2 separate regions of the Mus musculus genome follow, and region 2 is linked to region 1. The links are chromatin loops, found by intact Hi-C in ENCODE. Cell type or tissue: heart. All regions are shown on one strand. Each heading gives the region's core, and the rest is flanking DNA. Links, peaks and the distances in the headings are about the cores only.

Region 1 (10,853 bases), core at 1,162-9,161:
AAAGTGGCATCACTCAAGGGAGCAGCAATACGGGAGGCACAATGGTGCCTTAAATGGAACACCTGGCCCTTGACTCCTATTGCTGAGATGAAGCCAAGCCCCCATGTCTCTTCCATGGCTTTTCTTTCCTTCAGAAGTGCTCAAGGTGCCCTCAACCCTCCTCCATTCATGACTGGGACACCTCTCTTCCAAACCTCTAGGCCCCGGGGCTGTAGCTGTATTTATTTCCTGACAGGTCTGGACTTCTGTGGGACCCAAACCTGTTTCCTACCAGGGACTCTAGGTCTCAGGTTTAGGTGTCCCTGCTGGGTCATCCATGGTCCCCAATTATACCAAGACCGCAGGGGCTGTTTGAATGGGTGATGGTCAAGCTCCTAAGGCTACCAGCAGGAGTGGGTAGACTCTGGGCAGCCTCTGCAGGGTATTACTTAACAGCTGAGGTCCCCGGGGTCTGGCGGTGGTGCTGGGAGAGGGTGGCATCCTCGCACTGGTCTGGCTGGCCTGGCTGGCCCGTGGCGCAGCGGACGCCTCCCCAGAGCGCGCTGCCGCCGGCGGCAGCCGGAGCTCCTGGCACCAGGCCTGGCTGCAGGCCCAGGGCAAGGAGTGGCTTCCAGGAAGCGGGCGGAGAAGCGTTCCAGCGGAGTCTCGCCGTGGCCGCGGCGGCCCCGAGCGCTCCGAGCCGCCTGGCTGCGGCTCGGTGGCCCGCTTGTCCCCGCGTTCCCAGCGCCCCTGGGTTAGGGCAGAGGACGCAGGGCGGGAGGGACTGACGGTACCCTAGACGCGGCGCGCACTTGCGGGACGGGCGGCGCAGGTGGCGGCGCGCGCCCTCCGCCCCTGGGTCGGGGCCAGCACTGCGCTCCGCGCGCCCGGAGGGGCGGGACAGGCGGGGCGGCCGCGTCCCAGCCCCATTTAACTTTGGCGGCGGCGCGAGCTGGAGGCCGGCGTCGGGGACCGTCGGGATCCCGCGCTCCGCACGAGGTGTCGCCGAGTCGGCGCTGCTCGCCACTGTCTCGCAGCGCGCATCCCTCCTTGCACCGTCAGACGCTGCTGCGACTCCGGATTGGAAACACCCGCGGGGGATCCAGGGATTCATCTCTCTGAGGATGGTAAGGTGGAGCAAGTTGATGGGAACGCTACTGGAAAATAAGGTCTTGGTTGAGCACTGCCCTATGGGGCTTAGACAGCTCCAGGCAGGCGCGCTACAGGATCCGGGAATGTTGGACAGAACCTTTCCTGGTCCTCTGCGAGCGAGGGGTGCTCTGGATGATGGGGGATACCCTGCGGGGTCAGCGGACTACGGGCTGATCTTAGCTTGCAGTGTTTGAAGGTCCGGAGGTTTGGCTACTGAGTGAGGTTCGCATGCTTGAAGCGCAGAGAAACGAGAGGAGACGCACGCCAGGGAAAGGAGGCGTGAGGGTGGCGGGCGCTGAAGTGTGCGAGCCAGCGGAGAGGGGCGCGTGGTCCTGGGGCCCAGCCCTGGCCGCCTCCCTTCGTCCCAGAGTCGCCGCCTCAGGTCGGAAACAGCAGCACATTTGCGGATCGCATTAAGCCAGGCCTTAATGCTTTCTCCAGATGGAGAGAAGCCACCGACCCGCCCCCGGACACCGACACCGCCAAGGCGCCCGCGAGGCGAAGCGGGAGTCGAGTGTGACCTCGGCTTTTCCAGTCTCCGCTCAAACTGAGTTCCCTGTAAACTGACAGGAAAACACATTGGGGAAAACGGTCCTCGTAGCCCTCCTGGGCTTACTTCTTCCTCACCTTTAAGAGATTACACTCCGCAAGACTGTGGCCCCCAGAATTCTCTTAAAGGCAGGTCTGGAAGCAGAAGGCATTCTATCATCTAGTGAGAAATTCCTCTAACTATCCAATCTGCGTTCCTATCCTAGACTCTGTTTAGCTGTGTGCCCTTAGGCAGGGTTCTTCCCTCTCTGGTCTAGTTTAATTGGCTTCAGACTCATTTTTGCCTCAAGGAATTAAAGCTGGCAGGTGCCCTAACTCTTGGCTTTAGGCTGGTCCTCCCCACAACCCCCAGCCCCCCCCCCGCCCCCAAAAGCCACACTCTGGTGCTGACAAACAGGCTAGGAGGTGTCTGGGGCAGGGTTGTCCCTACTGCTGGAGCACTGGAGGGATGGGTGAATTGCTGACTGGAGGCAGTCTCCGTTCCCCTTTTTGATCTTGGGGGACTCATCCTAAAGGGAGCCCCATATTGCCTTCATTCTGCAGCAGACAATCCCATCCTGGGCCAACACAAACGTTTCTAAGACACTGCTTGGGCTTCAGGGTCCCTGCCTTCTGATTGGCTCCTTAGCTTACAGATTCTGCCTCTGGAGCCAGAGCTAGTTGCAAACGAGGCATTTTCTTTTTGTCTTTTCTTTCGTAGGCTGTGAGGGAGACTCCTATGATATTGGACCCCATGGCTTCCTGGACAGGATCCTGGTGGCTGCTGACACGAATGATCTTTACGGTCTCTGGTCTTCTGCAGGTAATAGAATGGGCCACCGAGAATGCTGGGTATGCCTGTCTTTGCATAGGAATAGTATTCTAGTCCATGTAAGATGTAGGATCAGTGTTAATGCTGCACTAGAGAATCTTATACAGATGGTATTGTGGTTGGCTTCTCTGTAAGGAAAGCTCAAAGATCTGGGATCCTCTCTGGATCTAGAGCAGGAACTTGATACCGTGTGGGCCCGTTCACTACTGGTGACTTGGGGGCTTGGGTGGACCCTGTCTTTCCCGACTAGAGTGGCTGTCCAGGAGAAGCTATATGTTAGAACTCAGGAAGAGTCTGATTCCCACACTAGCTTAACTAAATAACTATTCTGGATTCACTGTTAACACACCCCGCTATTGTGTGGATCTCTCTCTAGAGAAGTGTCCTGTCCTAATGCTGTGACGCTTTAATACTCTTCCTCATGTTGTGGAGACCCCCAACCATAAAATTATTTCATTGCTATGTCATAACTAAGCTTACTACTGTTATGAATCATGATGTCAATACCTGTGTTTTCTGATGGCCTTAGGAGACCCATGTGACCCAAAGTGATCACAACCCATAGATTGGGAACCATTTCTCTAGGCTCTTGTCTTTTCCATCCAACCTGAGAAGCTGAGCTCATGGATTGCACTCTTACTTGTCTATTGTTTACAGCTAAGGGAGTTTGCTGGGTTTGCCAAGGAAACGATGGGGAGTGGTACAGAGGGCAACAAGGTGGACCCTCGATTTCCCTCCACTAAGAACAGTTCCTGCCTGACTCCAGTTTGTCACTGCTAAATGGAAATGCAAGTCCTGGATTGCTGGGCCTTCTTGTATTTCAAGATAGCTGGGGCGTCCAGATTTCTTCCACAACCCTTTGGTTTATAACAAAGTGAGATCCAGACAAATATGTTTGCGGTTGGATTCAGCCAAGAAGTGTGTGGGCCCCCGACCTAAAAATGCAGGGAACATTTCAGTTAATACCGTGTCCTGAGGGTGGCTGCTAATCCCGTGCAACGTCTTATGTGACTTAGAACAAGACAACACTTCCCTGAGGATTTCACTTCTGGCTGTGGTCTGTGCACCCTCACGATCTTAGCAGACAGCCTAGTACTTAAAGGCTTAAGTCGGTTAAACAAGCATGCAGGCATGGATGAAAATCTATACTCTGGGTAAATGAAGCGGGGGTGTGTGCTCCTCTTGCTGTAGTCTCTTGGATTTACTGCCTTTAAGCCTTTTTCAGTACCCCATCAATTCTGTGGCTCACACACAACTGATTAGTGAGGGACATCATCCCCTTTATCCCGTTTTACAGTGTTCTTCTGTGGCCATATTTTAATGGTTATGTTTTGTTAGAAGAAAGGCTAAAAGGATGGAGAGAAAGAAGTTTAGTGGTTTAAAACATCTGCTGCCTGCACGTGGTGGGTAACAGCCAGCTCCCAAGGATCTGACGCCCTCTGCTGGTGTCCATGGTCAACTGCAGTTATGTGCATACACCCACCCTATAGACACATACAGAAATACTCATAATTTAAAATAAAATATGTCTTCTAAAAAGTTATGGTTGAGGGTGTGGTTTAGGGTTTCTCTGGAGAGCACGGTGCAGTGCTGTGAAAGCAGATGACTTGCTTTTCCATGTCATCAAAGGATCTGAAGTAGGACACACGAAATGTCATTCCTAGTCAGGTGGGACAGAGCCCCTTAGGCAGAGTATTTCCCATTGCCCTGTCCCCTCTGTACCACCTTGGTGTGGTTTAAGTATGTCCCGAGGGGGCATTTACCCGGGTTGAATCATTCAGCGACCTCTTTGGATTTTCCCATATCTGTGCGCCTGTGGCAGTGCGGTTTCCATGCGTTAGGATAATGGTCTAAGTCGTCCGTGCCACCCACTGCTGGGATAGCCAGCAGCACACCGTGTGTATGGCTGGGTCACACATCTGTGCATGGCATCTATTTCCACACTTGTAGAGAGGGACTCAGAATAGTGCACACTCTGTAACATTGTTTGCAAGAGGAAATGCACTGTGAGGTGATAAAAGGTGAAGTAAAACAAGGATGTGGGCAATGAATGTCAACTTCTATTGCTGCGGGAGTTGAGGTTAGCATTGTACCTGCATATTCTGCTATGGAGCTGTAGGGGGCGCTCAAGAGACATGAGCTGAGGAGAGAAGATGCACCTCTTCTAGGTAGGGGCTATCTTCTCAAAGCAGGTTCTTACAGAAGTGGACAGGACTGTCTCTGGTATTCCCCCACCCCCCAGGCTCATTTGAGCGTTGCAAGAAGTTTTCCATCAGTCTTATGATTTTAATGTTGGGATTGTGCTCAAGGTCTTGTTCCCCTTGTCTCCAGATGGGCTATAAGGTACTTAGTTGGTGGAAGACATTCAGGTGTGTGAAGCAGAGCTGTAAGAAGTCTGGGGCATCCTATTTAACTATTTAAAATGAGATTCTTATTACTAAATCTCGGAAAGTGTAAACTCTTGTGATTTCTGGTTACAAGTTGTGACAGGCTCAGGGTTTGACCTGGTGAAGCTGAAGGCTCCTCCCACCCAGGCGTAGGAAAGGTCTCTCTCCTTGCCTACTGGGCCCTGGCAGCTTGCTGTTTGTTGCTTTGGATCTTTCCTTAGGACCTGATGTTCCTAGTGAAGACAGCAGTTGCTCCCCTGCCCTGCCAAGCTTCTATTGTTTTGACCGCTGTGGTATTGACAGAGCCACTGCATCTAAGGAACAGAAGCCTCTGGAAAGTGTGGAAGGCTGAATAATGGCTCCCACATATGTCCATACGTCCTAATCCCTAGAAGACATCCTTGCTCTTTATGTGACAAAAGAGACTTTGGCATGTGAGTGTGGATGCTGGGGTTGGGGAAGTTAGCCCAGCACTTCTCGTAGTGGGTGAGGCTCAGGATGAAGTAGAGGTAGAGGAAGTAGAAGAGGTCGCCAAGGACACTGGAAGAGTAATGCAGCCAGGAGCTAAGGGATGCTGGAAAACTCTAGAAGGTGGGAGGCAAGGAGTGATTTCTCCCATGCAGTCTTCACAGGTATAACTGGCCCTGGTGAACCTGGACTTCAGTTCACAAAACTCATCTAAGATTTCTAATTAATAAAACTATATAAACATATTTATGTATATATACACACATATGTTTTATTTTGATTCTCTCTCTCGATCTGCCTCTCATCCCCATCTCTCTGTAAGTGTTGTGTGTATGTGCATGTGTGTACATGTTCGTGTGTGTGTGCATATGTGTATATGTATGTGCACATGCATATGTTTTGTGTGTGCATGTGTGTATGTGTTTATATAGGTGTGTGTGTGTGTGTGTGTGTGTGTGTGTGTGTGCATCCTGGAGTTTGACATTGTTTGACACTGGGTATCTTCCACTATCCTTCTTCTTTTGTGACAGAGACAGAGTCTTTTACTGAACTCAGAGCTCTCTGATTGGTCAACTGTGTGGCCAGTAAGCTCCAAATGTCTGCATTTCTTCCACAGCACTAGGGTTGTGGACATGAACAGTTGCACCTGCCCTACTGCTCATGGTGTGTAGTGAACATCTATGTAACTCACATCCTTGCTTACTGTTTGGCCATTTCCCTAGAGTCGTTCTTCCTTAGGCTCATGTGCTTCACTGGACATTTAATTTTCTTTCTGCCTTTCCTTCGCTCCATTTTGTTTTGGTTCTAAGTAGTTTTCCCATTACTCCAGGTTTCGTGTCATGAATGTACTTTCTGTGTGATTTTTGAATAAATATTCCAAGCTGTGTTGATGGAGTCTGAGCAGAAAAGACACACACTCATTCTGAATGCAAATTATGGTGTGTGTGTGTGTGTGTCCGTCCAGAGGTTGTATCTTTAACGACTTTACACCTTATTTTCTGAGACAGAGTCTCCCACTGTATCTGGAGTTTGTTGATTGGGTAGACAGGCTGACCAGGGCCCCTCCTGTCTCTACTCCCTCAGGAATGGGGTTATAAGCACACAGTGCTGGGAGCAGCTTCCTTCATGGTGCTAAGGATCTGAAGGCAGATCATGATTGTGCAGGACGCACTTCACTCAGTGAGCTGTCTCCTCAGTCCCAGATTTTCCTACTCTTTCTCTCTCTTCCTGGCTCACTATGGACTAGCCACAGATCCCAGGATATTCAAATGTCCCTCCTGCCGTCTTTGCCCTATACCCTCTTTGTCAGAGTTGCCAGCCCAGAAATGCCTCTCAACTCTGTTTCCTCCTCTGGATTTCCAGACGTCATGCATTTGAAACCAGGCAGGAAGCGTTAGGAGGAGGTAAAGATGAACGGGGTCAGTCTGTGCCTGCCTTGGGGAGGAGCCTGAAGAACATTCTACGAACTCTGTAGGCAGCACAGGGTCTCTGGAGACTCGATCAGGTGGCAGGAAGCATGTCAGGACTGTGCACTCCTGGGAGCTCACTGGAGCAGCTGTTGCTTGGGAGGCTGCTGGCACTAGCCCCACCTGGAAATGGCGAGTCTTGGATTGCAGAGGTAGTGAGAGGCTAATTGTGAACAAGATTCGATGACTGCAGGGGCCCTTAAGAACACACTTAGACGGGGACAGAGCTTGGTAAGGGTTCAGGTGGAAATGAGAAAAAATAAGAAAAACTGTAAAATTCCTTTAGGTTTTGAATTAGGCTTAGGGGAAGAAGTCAACAGTTTCACCTTGATCCTGGGACATGTTTGGTCACTTTGAAGGACTAGGTTTGAGGGGCTTTGGGGGAATCAAAGAAAGTTGAGACACTGAAGAGGGACGTGCATAGCTTTTGGGAGATTAAATGGAATGACAAGATTTTTCTCCATGAACTGCTCGCCAGCATATCTGAGTCTATACAGGCTGCTTCTAAGAGAAAGCAAGAGATTAACACTACAAGGGGAAGAAGTGAGCCACAATGACATGTAACTGTTTCATAAGAGCAGCATTCTCACACTGCATCGCTAATGGTCTGCGAGCCCAAGCGAGCATCCTGGAGGCTACATTTCAGGGTTTACGATTGTGATCCCTCTTGCTTTATTTTTACAAAGATGCTAATTTCCATAAATAGCATGGAAGCATAAAGCAATTTCCTCTCCAAGTATTTTATGCAATTACTTCCTGGAATTTGTCAGTGCTGAAGAGCCCCAGCCAATATATGCTATAAATTACTGTGGCCAAATTCGCAGAAACCCATTGCTCTCCAAGCAGCCATTTAGACACTTAAGAGAATTCTCCTCTGAAAGCACTTTTAGAATTAGGAAGCCTAGCTATCGTAACAATAAAAGTAATTGACAATGTAGTGAAGTCCTCTCTTTTGAATTTAACTTCGAGTTAAAACCAACAGTGGCAGAACTCAGGATGGAAGCGTGAGAAGCCCAGGAAAGGACAAAGGTTTAGCTGAACAATATCATCCCAAATTCTTCCAACCTCTAAGCATCCCTGTACACAGTTCTGACCTTGGAATATTAGCATGCCTGCTTATTTAAAGAAGTAACGGCATGGCTTAGTTGGCAAACTGTTTGATATCCACAGCAAGCATGAGGATCTGAGTGCAGCCATCAGAACCCACATAAACTTGTCAGCCATAATGGCACATGCCTGTGATCCCAGCACTGGGTGTGGGGGGGGGGGCGGGCAGATCTCTTGGGGGTGGGGCCTGCTGCCAGCCTAGACTATTTGGCCAGTCCTAGGTCAATGATAGACCCTTTTTAAAAAAGTAGGCGTGTGAACAATGCCTGAGTAACAATACTCTAGGTTGGCCTCTGGCTTCCACATGCATGAACATGTGTTCATTCACACACACACACACACACGCACACACAAACACATGCGCATGCACGCATGTACAAACATACACATACTTTTAAACACATGAAAAGAGGACATAATACTCACTTTGATAGTTTAAATAATATTAAGCAATGTGAGGAGTATTTGACTCTGATAATATTTATTGTATTTATAACATTGCATCATTTGAATGTATCAGACTTCAATAATTAGTTTTTTGATGCTGAGCATTAATTAGACAATCTCTCAGGTCCTCTTTTCTATTACAAAGGTCTTCTGTAACTACGCCTGGGGACTCATCTTTGTGTATATTTGTGATTACTTGATTGAAAAATGTTCTTGATTGGACATCATTTTGGGGTCAAGTCTATGTTAAAATTTAAGGGTTTTGATTTATATTATCAAATTACCTCCCTAAAAGTATCCAGACTGGCCTTGAATTTTCTGTATAGTGCAGACTGGTCTTGAACATGTATCCATCCTCTTTCTTCAGCTTCCCAAGTGCTGGGATTACAGGCATGAGTCACTCTGCTTGGCTTAGTGAGATATAGACTTCTAGACCACTAATATTACTGCTTTTATGTGTTTTATCCCTAATGCATTAGTGATAAAGGACCAGGGAGATGGCTCAATGGATAAATGGCATAAGAACTGAGTTCAGGTTCCCAGCTCACACATGTAAGGATGAGCACGGAGATGCACATCTGTAATCTCAGCACTGAGGAGGATGAGTAGAGACACAAAGATCCCTGAAATTTGCTGGTTGGTGATTGCAGGATTAGTGAGAGACCCTGTCTCAAACCTTAACGTGAAGAATGACTGAGGAAGACAATAATATTGAGCCCTGGCGCTCTCTCTCTCTCTCTCACACACACACACACACAGATATTTATATACAGTGTACTCACAAGACATTAGAAGTAGAAAAATTTAATCCCCACATTCTCTTTTTCTATTTCTTGTCAACTTGTAAGTATTCGTAATGAATGAAGAACATGAACCCTTTGTTACTGACACATTGCAAATAATTTCCCAATTATTTGTGATTTGTATTATATTTTTATATGTGGATTTGATGTATCAGCATTGAAACTTTTTAAGTAGTCTGCTCCAAGAATCTCTTTTTTTCTATCTGTCTTTGTATCATATTTAGAAATAATATCCTATTGAGAGGAAATACATGCACACCTAAGCTGTCTTCTGGTCTTATTTTTTTTTGAAATATTGAAATATTCCAGAATTTGTGCAACCTATTTAATCTCTCAGCTTCCTTCTGTGCTAACATATACTTAGAAAGTGGTGGCTCCTTTGTAGCATGCTTAGTCTACTGTGGCAAGGGAGTCCCTTCCTTCTTGTAGATTTGATAAATCCAGGTATTTCAGGTATTTGGTGAAATTGGGCACCCAGAGTGGTTTTTGGAAGAAGGCCTCCAGAGAGGCTCCAGACTGAAGGCAAAAAATGACAAGGTTCATGAACCAGGAGGGGACACCTTGGAGCGGTTTCTTTTGGCTAAGAGCACAGTATAGCCTGCCACAGAGGGATACTGCTGGAAGCTAGGAATGGGTGCAAGAAAGAGGGAGAGTCGCCTTTTTATAATAGGTTAGCTTAGGGACTGCTTTTAGGCCATCTTTTTTTGCTGAAAGTGAGGAGAAAATGTAAATGGAGAGAAAAGAAATTCAACTGAAAAGAGGAGTGGCATGTACTGACTCGTGTTCCACTGTCAGAGGCTTTGGTTCAGGGTCAGATGGCTCTGTTGCTCTGAGCCTGAGGTGAAGCAGAATACCCAGTGTGGTGGGAACAGGTGGTGACCAGGAAACTGGGTGGGGTGGGATAAACTGGGTGGGGATGTGCTTCCAGGACATGTCCCCACCTCCCAGTGACCTATGTCCTTCCATTAGGCTCCACTTCCTAGAGATTCATTAACTCCCAATGATGGTACCAAATTACAGATCTATTGATGTATTAACCCGCTGTTGCACTCAGAGACCCCATGATCCAATCACCTTTAGTAAGCCCCACCACCACTGTGTGGCAAACAAAAACTTCAGCACATGAGCCTTAGGGAATGTGTCGTACACAAATCACAATGCTGTTCTTTGACTACGTTTTTCTTTTGTTTCTGTTTTTAAACATCTGTGCATGTTGATTTTGCCAGTGTTCTGTTCTGATAGCTAATGATGATCATCATCTTCTTCTTCCTCTTCCTCCTCCTGTCCTCCTGTTCTTCCTTCTCCTCCTCCTTTTCCTCCCTCTCCTCCTGCTTTTGCTCCTCCTTCTCCTGCTCCTCCTTCTTCCCCTGATTTTGCTCCTCCTTCTGCTCCTCCCTCTTGTTCTCCTGCTCCTCCTTTTCCTAATGGAGCTTTTCCTCTTAGTACTAGGATGCTAACCAGAGAATGTTCACTTCTTGATAACCAGAACACAGGCAGGTCTATTAGGTTTGTGCAAATGCAGTTTCTGCGGATGTCACATAACTGGCAGGAAAGGTGGGACGAGGGAAGTGCCCTGACCTGCTGTCCTAGCTTGCTTTATGTTGCTGTGATGAAACACTGACAAAAACAACTTGGGTGTGAAAGCTTTCACTTCGTTTTCCACTTCTAGATAACAGTAGCTCAT
Region 2 (10,853 bases), core at 1,460-9,459, 120 kb after region 1:
CTTCCTCTTCTTCCCTTTCTCTTCTCCTCTTCCTCTTCTCGATTTCATTGTCATCATCTTCCTTTTTCTTCTCTACCTCTTCCTCCTCTTCTTCCTCTTCCTCCTCTTCATTGTAATTGTTTTTCTTCTTCCTCTTCCCTCTTCCTCCTCTTCTTCCTCCTCCTCTTCCTTCTCTTTAAACTCCTTTTTCTTTCTTTTTTCTTTTTATTTTTGAGACAGGGCTTCTCTGTGTAGCCCTGGCTATCCTGGAACTCTCTCTGTAGACCAGACTGGCCTCAAGTTCATAGATCCACCTGCCTCTGCCTCCTGAGTGATGGGATTACAGGCATGTGTCACCATGCCCAGCTTTCCATACCTCTTCTGACTCCTATGCACGCCCATCCTCTCAACTCCACAATTTTCCCATCCAAATTCTATAGATTTACAATCAATGAGCCCACATTAAACAGCACACTATTGCCCACATCAGGACTTACAGGTACCATTTGCTCTCCTGGGGATTTATTTTCTTTTTGAGGGAGAGTCTTGTCATATACCTCACACTGTTCTCAAAATAACTATGTAGCTCAGGCTAGCACCAAGCCTGTTGTCCTTCTAGCCTGGACTCTTGAGCGCTAGGATTGCAGACCTATGCCATATCCACCAGCGTCATCCTAAGGCTTCCCACTGACACAGAACTCTCTGAGCTTTGTCTTTGTATTCCTCTGCCAGCCCCTCCTCCCCACCAACCTCTGGTAACCATTGGAAAATTTCAAAATACTTAGAGACCCTGTATTTCTAAATAACACATGGACAAAGGAAAAAAGTCTCACAAGAAAGGAAAAATTATTTTGAGCTTAGTGAACACGGAAATACAACGTGGTAAAAATATGTGCAATACAACAGAAGCTGTGCTCTAAGGAACATTTCCAACCCTGACGACGGCTCTGAGAGGAAGCCTGAGGAACCTGGGAATGCAGCACCATCCCATCCAAGTCAACCCGAAGAAAATAACCAATGCAAGTGAGAGAAAAGTCCCAAGGAAAAGACTTGGAAATAGCTCACTGAGAGTCAGACTAAGAAAATAATGAGGCAGAAACAAAATGGTCCAGCAGTGAGAGTGGAGACATTCCTCTGATCAGAGCCATTTCTTTAATCATTGCATCATTTCCCCCTTCCCCCACCTCCTTTTAGACTTTCCCATAGACTACTTCTTGATCTCTTTGAAATTCATGGCCTCTTTTTTCATTAATTGGTATATAAATACTATATATATACACATACATACATACATGCATCTTTATGTGGACATTAAAGGATGCCAATGAATTAGAGCAGCCCTGTGCCCACAGATCAGACTACATGAGCCACTCCTTCAAAGGCAAGGTCTGCCAAACCTCCTGTAATTAGAAATAGACAGGCCATGTCAATAATGATTAAAGAACTCAAATCATGACCACAAACTTTCCAAAACAGTAAGTCTTCTGCCACAGTTATATTCAAACAAATACTTCAGGAAATAATTTTATCAATTTTTTATTTATAGTTTTACATTTTTCTTTAATTTTTGCATCATTTCTTTAATCATTGCATCATTTCCCCCTTCCCCCACCTCCTTTTAGACTTTCCCATAGACTACTTCTTGATCTCTTTGAAATTCATGGCCTCTTTTTTCATTAATTGGTATATATATATATATATATATATATATATATATATACACACACACATACATACATACATGCATCTTTATACATACATACATACATACATACATACATACATACATACACACACACACACACACACACACACACACACATTTCTAAATGCAACCTTCTCAGTCTGTACAATATTACTTCTATGCATGTTTTTAGGGCTGGCCAGATGGTACCAATGACTAGTTTGTATAATCTTCCCTGGAGAAGACTATGTCTCCAGCTCTGCCATGCCTTAGTGGCCTGTAGCTCTTTGTGTAGGGAGAAGATTTCATGGGATTTTCCTGTCCATGTTAGTATCTCTATTGCTGTTGTCCTTGTTCAGCTCATGTTTAGGCAGTCATGTTAGTGACACTTCATGGGGTAGATCTAACATTGCTAAGAGACACAATGCCACAGCCAACTCTCTCTCTTATACCCATTCTGTATGATCTCTTTCATAGTGGGAGAGATCTAAATTCATTCTTCCAAGAGCACATATACAAAAGTCTCAACAAATATTAGTAAACTAAACTCAACAATGTCCGGAAACTCAGCCAATGACTTTTATCCCAGATATGCAAAGCCAATTCAGCATTCAAAAATCAATTAATATAATCCATCTTATCCACATGCTAGAGAAGAACCATGATAATAAGAGCAGCTGTAGGAAAAAAAATTAATGAAATCTAACACTCATTCATGATGAGAAAGGTTAAAGAAGAACCTTCAAGAAACTAAGAGAATTTCCATCACTTGATAATGTATATTTTAAAAAATTATATTTAAAAAATTATTTAAAAAATTATATTTTAAAAATTATATTTAAAAAAGTACAGCATATTTTAAAGACAGGATATCTCTGTTTGGCCTTGACTAGTTTGGAACTCACTCTGTAGATCAAGATGGCCTTGAACTCATAAAAATTTGCTTGCTTCTGCCTCCTGGGTCCTGGGATTAAAGTGTGTGCCACCACAATTGGCTTAATGTTGTTCTTAATGGTAAGAAACTAGACACTTACTTGATAAGATCAGGAAAAAGGCAAAGATGTCTTTCAACCCTGTCACTGCTTTTCAACATACTGGGAATAAAAGATGAGAAAAGGTATACTTACTGATTGAGAAAAACTAAAATTATCTTTGTTTATACATGATTTGATTGTATATGTCAAATAATAAAGGAAAAAAAACCTCCTGGAACTAATAATTGATTACAAGTAATCCAGTATATTGAACAGGTTTGCTATATACAAGTCAGTGACTTCAGTGATAAATAGCAGAAGGATGGAATTTGATATTGAAAATATAATCCCATTTACATTAACATCCTCAAAATGATATGGAGCTAACAAAGTTGGAGGACTGACGTTATACAATTTGAAGACTCAACATAAAGTGACAGTAATTGAGGCAATAAGTACACGGCTAGACAAATGGACCAGTGGACCAAGTAGAAAGCCTATGAATTAGTCCACAGCAAGCTACGTGATCTCTGAGAAAGGAGCAATGAAGAAAAGACAGCCAACAGATTGTACTAGGAGAACTGGATATTTACATACAAGAATTCTAGGTAAAGATTGGTATCCTTCAAAAACAAATACATCACAAATGTAAATGTAAACTGAAGAATCTTTTTGAAGTCAACACTACGGTATCTAGCATCCCTTCACTGCCTGCCAATCTCTTTGTTCAGTGCCTGCCCTGTTCCATCATATCTAACACTTTCTGTCAACAAATCTTCCCATGGTCAAGGCTTACAGCTTCATTTTTCTGCATCACACACTGGCTATGATTTCCCTCCTTTGCAGCCAGTCCATCCTGGGACTTGTTTGCTGAACCATCATCATTAACACCATCAGTCTGAGGGATTACATTTGCTTTCTTCCAACTTTTGCCAATAGCATGATTACTTTTTTACTCAAAATGAGCTTGTTATTATTAAAGATGACTTAGAGGTCTGGAATTGAGCTCCATAGTATAGCACTTTCCAAATATACAAGACCCTAAGCATAAGCAACAGAATAAAAGATTAGACTGGGCTTCAGGAGAACTCTGTAGGTGAGGTAATATCAGAAACTGAGGTTTTGAAAAGTTGATAACAAGTTAAATAGACAAAGATAAGCAGCGGGCTTATGACATACAGAACAAATATGCAGTATCAGGTTGTATAAAGGATATCTGATTGCTCTACTATAGGGCTGACATTAGGTATTCTATACAATACTGCTAGAAGATGGGGCTGTGAAAGTGTGTGGAAAGAAACCACTTGTTAACCTTTCCTGAGAGCTGTGAGAAGAGCCACTGAGGAATTGTCTTAAGAAATAGTTCAGATAGGCTTGGCTTTAGGGAGGTCACTTCGATGGTAGTGTGCCAGAATATTTGGAGGGCGTGGGATCTGGGAACACAATGGAAGGTCAAGTTTGGACTCAGGAGGGATGCAAAGTCAAACAGTGGGTAGAATGAATGAAGAGGGGGAGGAAACTTCAGAGATGAACAAACATCTTTTAGGATGGATGTTAGAATGGATGTGGGGAGTAAAAGGGGGTCACTGGGTAGACAGTGAGGTCACTGGGGGAAGAGAAAGTATCAGGTGAGAATGAGATATGTAGGTCAAAGATGAGCTGAGCTGGGTACACCTGTGGATATAGAAGTTGGCACAGAATTTGAGGCCTTAGGGGCAATTGTAAGATCATAACATCTGACCTAATGTCTGTGAGTACTGAGAAAGGCAGAGCCACTGACGGGGGAGACACTGGCCTTGTCCCTGAAGGAAACACATAAGAAAAAGCACTCAAATATACTTCTATTTAGTGTAAAGACCACAAGGAAGGGAAGAAAGGGTGGGAGAGTGTTATGCAAGGAGGTTAACAGTGCCAAGTATTTCTGTGGATTCAAGAGGAACAAGGAGAGATATTGATAAAAGATACTTGGTGGTGTTGGTTTGAGTAAAGCCTGTGACATGTTTAGAAAAGGCACTGGTGGATACAGGCTTTGTCAGTTTCTCATGGGTACTATAACAAATTGCTGCAAAGTTGATAGCTTAAAACAATAGAAATGCATTCTCACACAGTCTAGAAGCCAGCAGCCCCAAATCAAGTCATCAACGTTGTTTGCTATTTCCAGAGGGAAAATTCACCACACGCTTTTCTCTCCCTGTGGCTCTATCATGACAGTCCTCGCCTCTGTTTTTCATCTTAGCTTCTCATCTATCTCCCTGTCTTCCCTTAAAATAAGAAACAAAACAAAACCAGGAGATGTACTATTATTCCCAGAATGCTTTAATCCCAGGATTGGTAGTTGAAGTTATATAGACTTTAGGTCACTTTAGATGACTTTAGGTCACTTCTTGTGATGCAGGAAAAGCATCTGTGCTGGCCTAGGACCCTGTGACTGCTCCCTTAGTGACACTGTGATCTGATCTTTTCAGTGGGTAGAAATGAGATGCCACCTTCCTTATCAGCCCCTTTTTAAAAGTTCAGTTCCAAACAACATCCCAGATAGCCTTCACCCAGGGGGCCTTCAGTCAGTCTGACTTCATTTTCCCTGGTCTCTAGTGGTACTTGCTGTCCAAAACCCTCGCCTTTATTACTTAACTCAAGCTTCCTTGTTTGCTTCAGCAACTCAGCATTTGAAGAGGTTTGCAGCATAATAGCGGTCTCCAGTTCTGAATTATCCCATTTTAAATGAGTGCTTCCTGGTTGTGCTTTTGTTAATCCAGGAGAGCAAGCCAGTCTTTTGCTGCACTAAGAGATAATGTCTATTTTTATTTTTCAAGGTGAGTGCAGGCCAGCTAAGTAAAAAGAAAGATGCAGGCGCTTCCCAGTTGAAGTCAGTATCTTTCCTTCCACAGGATAACATTCACATCAATGCCCTTTTTGTTCAGTGTGGTGGTGGATATCAGTCAGCAGTTGTCAGGGGAAGAGAGTGCACTGTATGATTCATTCTGCTGGCCTCAGGACCAGGGAAGTGAGCCCTGATGAGCATTTGGCACAGACGATAACTTTTGCAAGTGTGTTTACAATTTTCTCATTTAAAGGAACTTGTCACAATGCTCTTGGGGACAACTTCCCATTAGCTGGGAAAGCAGACAGCATGAGACAGTCACAGGTCTCACCATGGGTCTTGCTGAATGAAATTTGCTTCTGCTTCTGATATTTGCCAGGCAACTCTGCAGATGAAGTCCTCCTCCTCCTCCTCCTCCTCCTCCTCCTCCTCCTCCTCCTCTTCCTCCTCCTCCTCTTCCTCCTCCTCTTCTTCTCTTCCTCCTCTTTCTCTTTGCGTGTGTGTGTGTGTGTGTGTATGCATGCGCATGCACATGCACATGCACATGCACATGTGCATGCCCTCAAAGGCCTGCACAAGACACTGGACCTTCTGGAACTAGTCTTGCAGGCAGTTGTGAGTGGCCTGCCAATGGTCTGAGTGATCAAATTTGGATCCTTTGAAAAAGCACGCCTGCTTTTACCTGCTGAGGCACCACTTTAGCACCATGCTTGATTTCTTATTTATGTTTAACACATTTGCTGGCACCGAGGTAGATTGAGTCATTTAGAATCTGTGATAAAATAATTTATGAGGGGCTAGAGAGATGGCTCAGCAGTTAAAAGCACTGGCTGCTCTTCCAGAGCATCTGGGTTCAAGTCCCAGCTAACAACTATCTGTAACTCTAGCTTTAGCAGATCTGATACCCTCTTCTAAGCCCCCCCCAGGCATTGTACATGTGTGGTGCACAGATATACATGCAGACAAAACACCCACACAAAATAATTTTTAATTAAAAATTTTGTTCTAAAATGTATAATAAAATTTATGATAAAAATAAAATTGATGCTGGGTGCTTTCTGGAGATTGGGCATTATCTAGGCACCTTGCTCATTAGTTCATCATCATCTGAGGAAGTCATGCAGTGCCCTTCCTATCCAAATGGGGGCCATATACTTTGTTTATAAGGACAATGGGCATTCAGGGGGAGGTGATTTCCCAGAGTGCCTCAGTCTGTGTGATATAACAGTGCTTCAGAGTGGATTTCATAAACAACAGAAATGTCCTTTTCACCATTTGAAAGGCTGGAAGTTCTAAATCGAGCACTGGGAACTCTATTCTTCAATGAGAGACTATTTCCCAGTTTTTGGATAGCTCAGACTTCATGTGTTGTAAGAGACAAGAGGGGTCTCCCAGGCCTGTCTTCTAGGGTCACTAATCCACTCTAGTGTGTTCCTCCCTCATGATTTATTCACTTCCTGGAGGCAACCACCCCAAATGCTATCACTTTGGGGATGGAGGCCCCATCCTAAATGCTATCATTATGGGGATCAAGGCTTCAAAACACTTTCAATTTTAAGGGAATACAAACACTCAGATGAGTGTACAGAGCTAGAAGACGACAGAGCATGCTCAGTGTAAGGTTATATTTCAAGACAGAAAGATGATAGACACATTTCTGGTCATGCTCAGTTTGCAATCATAGCATACATGTCCAGAAAAGATGGCAGACAGGAATGTTTTGAGGCATGGCCAGTTCAGTATTATAATAGGCTGAGTTGACTCTAGGTTGCATGAACAAGTTGGAGTGGCTCGGTGATCTTGCTTCATTCTCTGTGAGTTTTTCTACATTCTGAGATAAAACAAAAAGACAAGAAAGTGGAGGAATTGCTTAATGCAGACTTTTTTTTTTACCCAAAGGTGCCTGCCTGCTCTAGCTCAGCAGCTAATGATATATGTCTCTGACTATTTGTAAAGCTAAGGTTTAATTGAAAATGGAAGGTGATCCAGTCAGTACTTGGCTCAGTAGCATAGATTCAAACTCAAAGACATACACACACACACACACACACACACACACACACACACACACACACACATACACACACACACACACACACACACACACTCCTGTATGGAGACTGTTCAGGTCTGGTCAGAGTGTGCAGTAGGCACTGTTGTGAACTAGAAAATACAAGCTCAGGGTAAAAGGTCACCGAATTCACTGGATTTCAATCCTCCTGCAATAATTTAACACCTACACTTTTCCCACCATGATTTCATTGGCTTTTCAAACTTTTTGGTGTTGAACCTAATTATGCATACATAGCCTTGTAGCTTTTGCCATTTTTGATTACACTGAAAGCAGAAAAAGAAATAGAAGCTTTGTTGAGTTTGTATTCATTTCTTTGTTTTTCTTGAAAAACAAAAAGTTAGAGATCTGGACTTTAACATGAAACTTCCAGCTCTTAAAAATTCTTCTGCCACCAAAGTGGCTTTTGAATATCTGTATTATACTCCCATGTGATATAAGCTAGGTTTTCCTGCAGAAACCAACAACCCTCCCAGGCCAGTGGCTTAAAGTAACATAATGCTGCCGTCTGCTATTGTCACGTGCCAATGTATGTCATCAGGATTTCTGTTCTTGGAATGTTGTAGGGACCTAGGCTGAGAGGGGCTTTATCGTAACGTATACTTGTTCGCTTAACCACAGTAGATAGAGAGACCATGAAACTCTCCTGTTGACACTTAAGCCTTCTTAACAGAACTGACACAGGTCAGTTGGGCTCATATTTCCCTGGTCAAAGACAGTGACAATGGGTCACTTCTAATGAAACTGAGGAACTGAAGTCCTTGTGTGGACTGAGAGGATTGAAGTGCTTTAGAGTGTCTGTCTCCAAAGACCAGCACAACTTGCCTGCTTTTCTTCAGCTTTTTATAATCTTAAAAAAATTCATACATTTTTTATCATATTTCCCCTCCCTTGCCCTTCCCAGATCCTTCCCACCTCCTTACCCAACCCATATTCATGTTCTTTCTCCTCTCTTCCTTCAAATGAAAACAAAATAAACCAAGAAGACAAAAAAGAATGAAACAAAAGGCTCACCACAAACATAGTCCACTTTGTGTTGGCCAACTGAGGGCTGCCCTGGAGTGCTGTTGACATCTGCAGGGACACTCCACTGGAGAAAATGGATTTACCCTTCCCCTGCAAGTATCAATTGCACGTAGCATCTTGGTTAGGGGTGGGACATTGTGTCTACTTTCCCTTCTCCGTGCTGGGATTTTGTCTGATTTGAACCGGTTCAGGACTTACATATGCTACTACAGTCTCTATGAGTTCCTATGTGCGTCAGTCCATTGGTTCTGGGTGATGCTGTTTTCTTGAAGTCATCCAGCAACTCCGGCTCCTACAACCTTTCTCCCTCCTATTCTCCATAGACCCTGGAGCCTTGAGGGAAGGTTTGATGAGGATGTTCCATTTAGGATTGAGGGCTACAAAGTTTGTCATGACAAAGATCCGGGTATGGGTCTCTGTGTTCATTTCCATGCAAGACAAAGCTTCTCTGACAAGGGTTGGGCGAGTCACTGACCTAGGGGTACAGCAGTATGTTATCAGGAGCCATCTTAGTGCCGGGTCTCTTTAGTAGAATAATATTAATAGGTTTTCCACGAGGATCCATGATCTGTCTAGTCCCAGGCTCTTGACCACTTTAGCATTTTTAGATATGGGTTCCACCTCATGGCGCATTTAACTTGAAAAGCTGATTGATTGACATTTGCGACACTATTGTGCCAGTATTTCTTGCAAGCAGGTCACTGTTGCAGGTCACAGGGTTTGTAGCTGCGTGATATTGGTGATTGCTTTTCTTTTCCAATAGTGTGCATACTACATGGAAAGTTTCAGGACCATGAACATTGGTCAGTAGGGGTAAAGCTTCCAGTTAGGTACTAGCTCAATTTCAAAGTTTCTCTAAAGTAAAAAGGTTCATTCAAAATTGCTTTAGTTCTTGAAGGATTAAACTTGATCTGTCTGGAAATTTTATATTTTACTTAATTTGGATTAATGGCACTTATTTAAACTCCATCTGCCTGAACTTTGAAATAATCTCTGCTCAAATTCTGCTTATAAATGATTATGTCTTCCAAAAATCACTGCTCATATATTTAAAGTATGTGTTTATGTTATCCCGTGTCTTATAACTTTTAACTTGTCTCATTAACTACTCTACAAGATAAGAATCTTGTCTTATTGATTTATACTTTTATGCTTGGCATTATATAGAAAAGGATAATTTAATTGGTGCTAATATGCTTGATGCGTTTATCAGTTAGTAGTTTATAAATCATGGTAATTAGGTATCTTGACATTAGGAGATGTCACAGAAGTCCGAGAACACTTCAGATAATATTTTAGAGGTTGCTTAGTGTGCACCGTGGAAGATGTAGCGAGTCAGAGTTCAGTCTGCCTCAGTTTCAGGTCAGCTCTGGCTTGCACTTGATGAATCACAGGACAATCAGACTTTCTTTTCAAATATCATTTTTCTGTGATGTTTTCACATGCTTTGTTTGGCTGTAAGATTTGGATGAATTTTAACTTTAAAAAAAATTAGGAAGCAAATACAAGTGCTTGGGAGGGATTCGATTGCCCAAGATTTTGCAAAGCCCCAAGCACTCTTCAAAATAAGTTCGCCCTAACTCTTCAGCACACACCCTTCCTGGATGAACAGAGAAAGAGTGACTCTCACCCTCACGAAATGCTAAGCGCTCAGGGACAGCGACTTGTGAGGACAGTGCTTGGCCCGGGAAGACGATGTCTATAATTTTATGGCAGAATTATTTCCCCTGGGGAAAGTTTCATGAACACAGTTACTCACTGGTCCAATCCCAACCATGCAAGTATGTTTCCAGAATCAATCGCCCTTAAGCTGTCCCACATGTGCTTGTAAATATTCATATAAAGTCCTCTGTAACAGGGACCCTCCTTGTCTTTCTGCTGAGAGCAAAGGTACATGAAGGAATGGCACCCTGTTGGGTTTCTGCTTAGAGGACCAGGGGTTTAAAACTATTACTGGCACTGTGTGCAGTCTCTGCCATGGGGGCAAGTCATTTTAGCTTCCGCCGTGTGCAGACAGACTCCTGTGTTGTAAGATGTAGATAAAAGGTCTCACCTGTATCATAAGGTTGTTGTGGAGAAGAAATGAAAGACCACAGGCAGCATTTGTGACACAATGCCAGGCATATGGTAAGCATCCAGCAAAAATCACACAGTATTATAAGGCCGCTGGGAGGAGTGGTTGCTGTGTAAGCACAAGGCCCTGAGTTCGAATCCTTAGGGTCCACATAAAGCTGTATACAGGAACATGTATCTATAATCCCAGCTCGGGGGAGGCAGGAATAGGAGGATTCCTGGAAG

What was found. A loop is a pair of places that touch in the nucleus more often than their neighbours do. Peaks named below come from ENCODE experiments on the same cell type or tissue, not always from the same donor. Only the 100,000 strongest peaks of a DNase experiment are listed, where the experiment ranks them.
Region 2: a loop joins it to region 1, with 2.5 times the contacts of the local background. A loop is called at or near these places in 2 of 42 quality-filtered maps.

The regions. Positions count from the first base shown.
Region 1 is chr7:82,334,805-82,345,657 of GRCm38, forward strand. Adamtsl3 (ADAMTS-like 3) reads left to right here and starts at 890. Exons shown (of 30, transcript NM_001190374.1): 1 at 890-1,106; 2 at 2,381-2,482. The coding sequence starts at 1,104. In heart, for the core only: CTCF peaks have their summits at 1,507, 3,936 (motif pointing left) and 4,613 (motif pointing right); DNase peaks (open chromatin) are centred at 1,547 and 6,857; H3K4me3 peaks cover 780 bases; H3K27ac peaks cover 267 bases; H3K27me3 peaks cover 4,196 bases.
Region 2 is chr7:82,452,935-82,463,787 of GRCm38, forward strand. All of the region lies in intron 6 of Adamtsl3 (ADAMTS-like 3), which reads left to right. Among named protein-coding and RNA genes, the nearest start is that of Adamtsl3, 120 kb to the left of the region's middle. In heart, for the core only: no CTCF peak of the experiment used is centred there; a DNase peak (open chromatin) is centred at 5,687.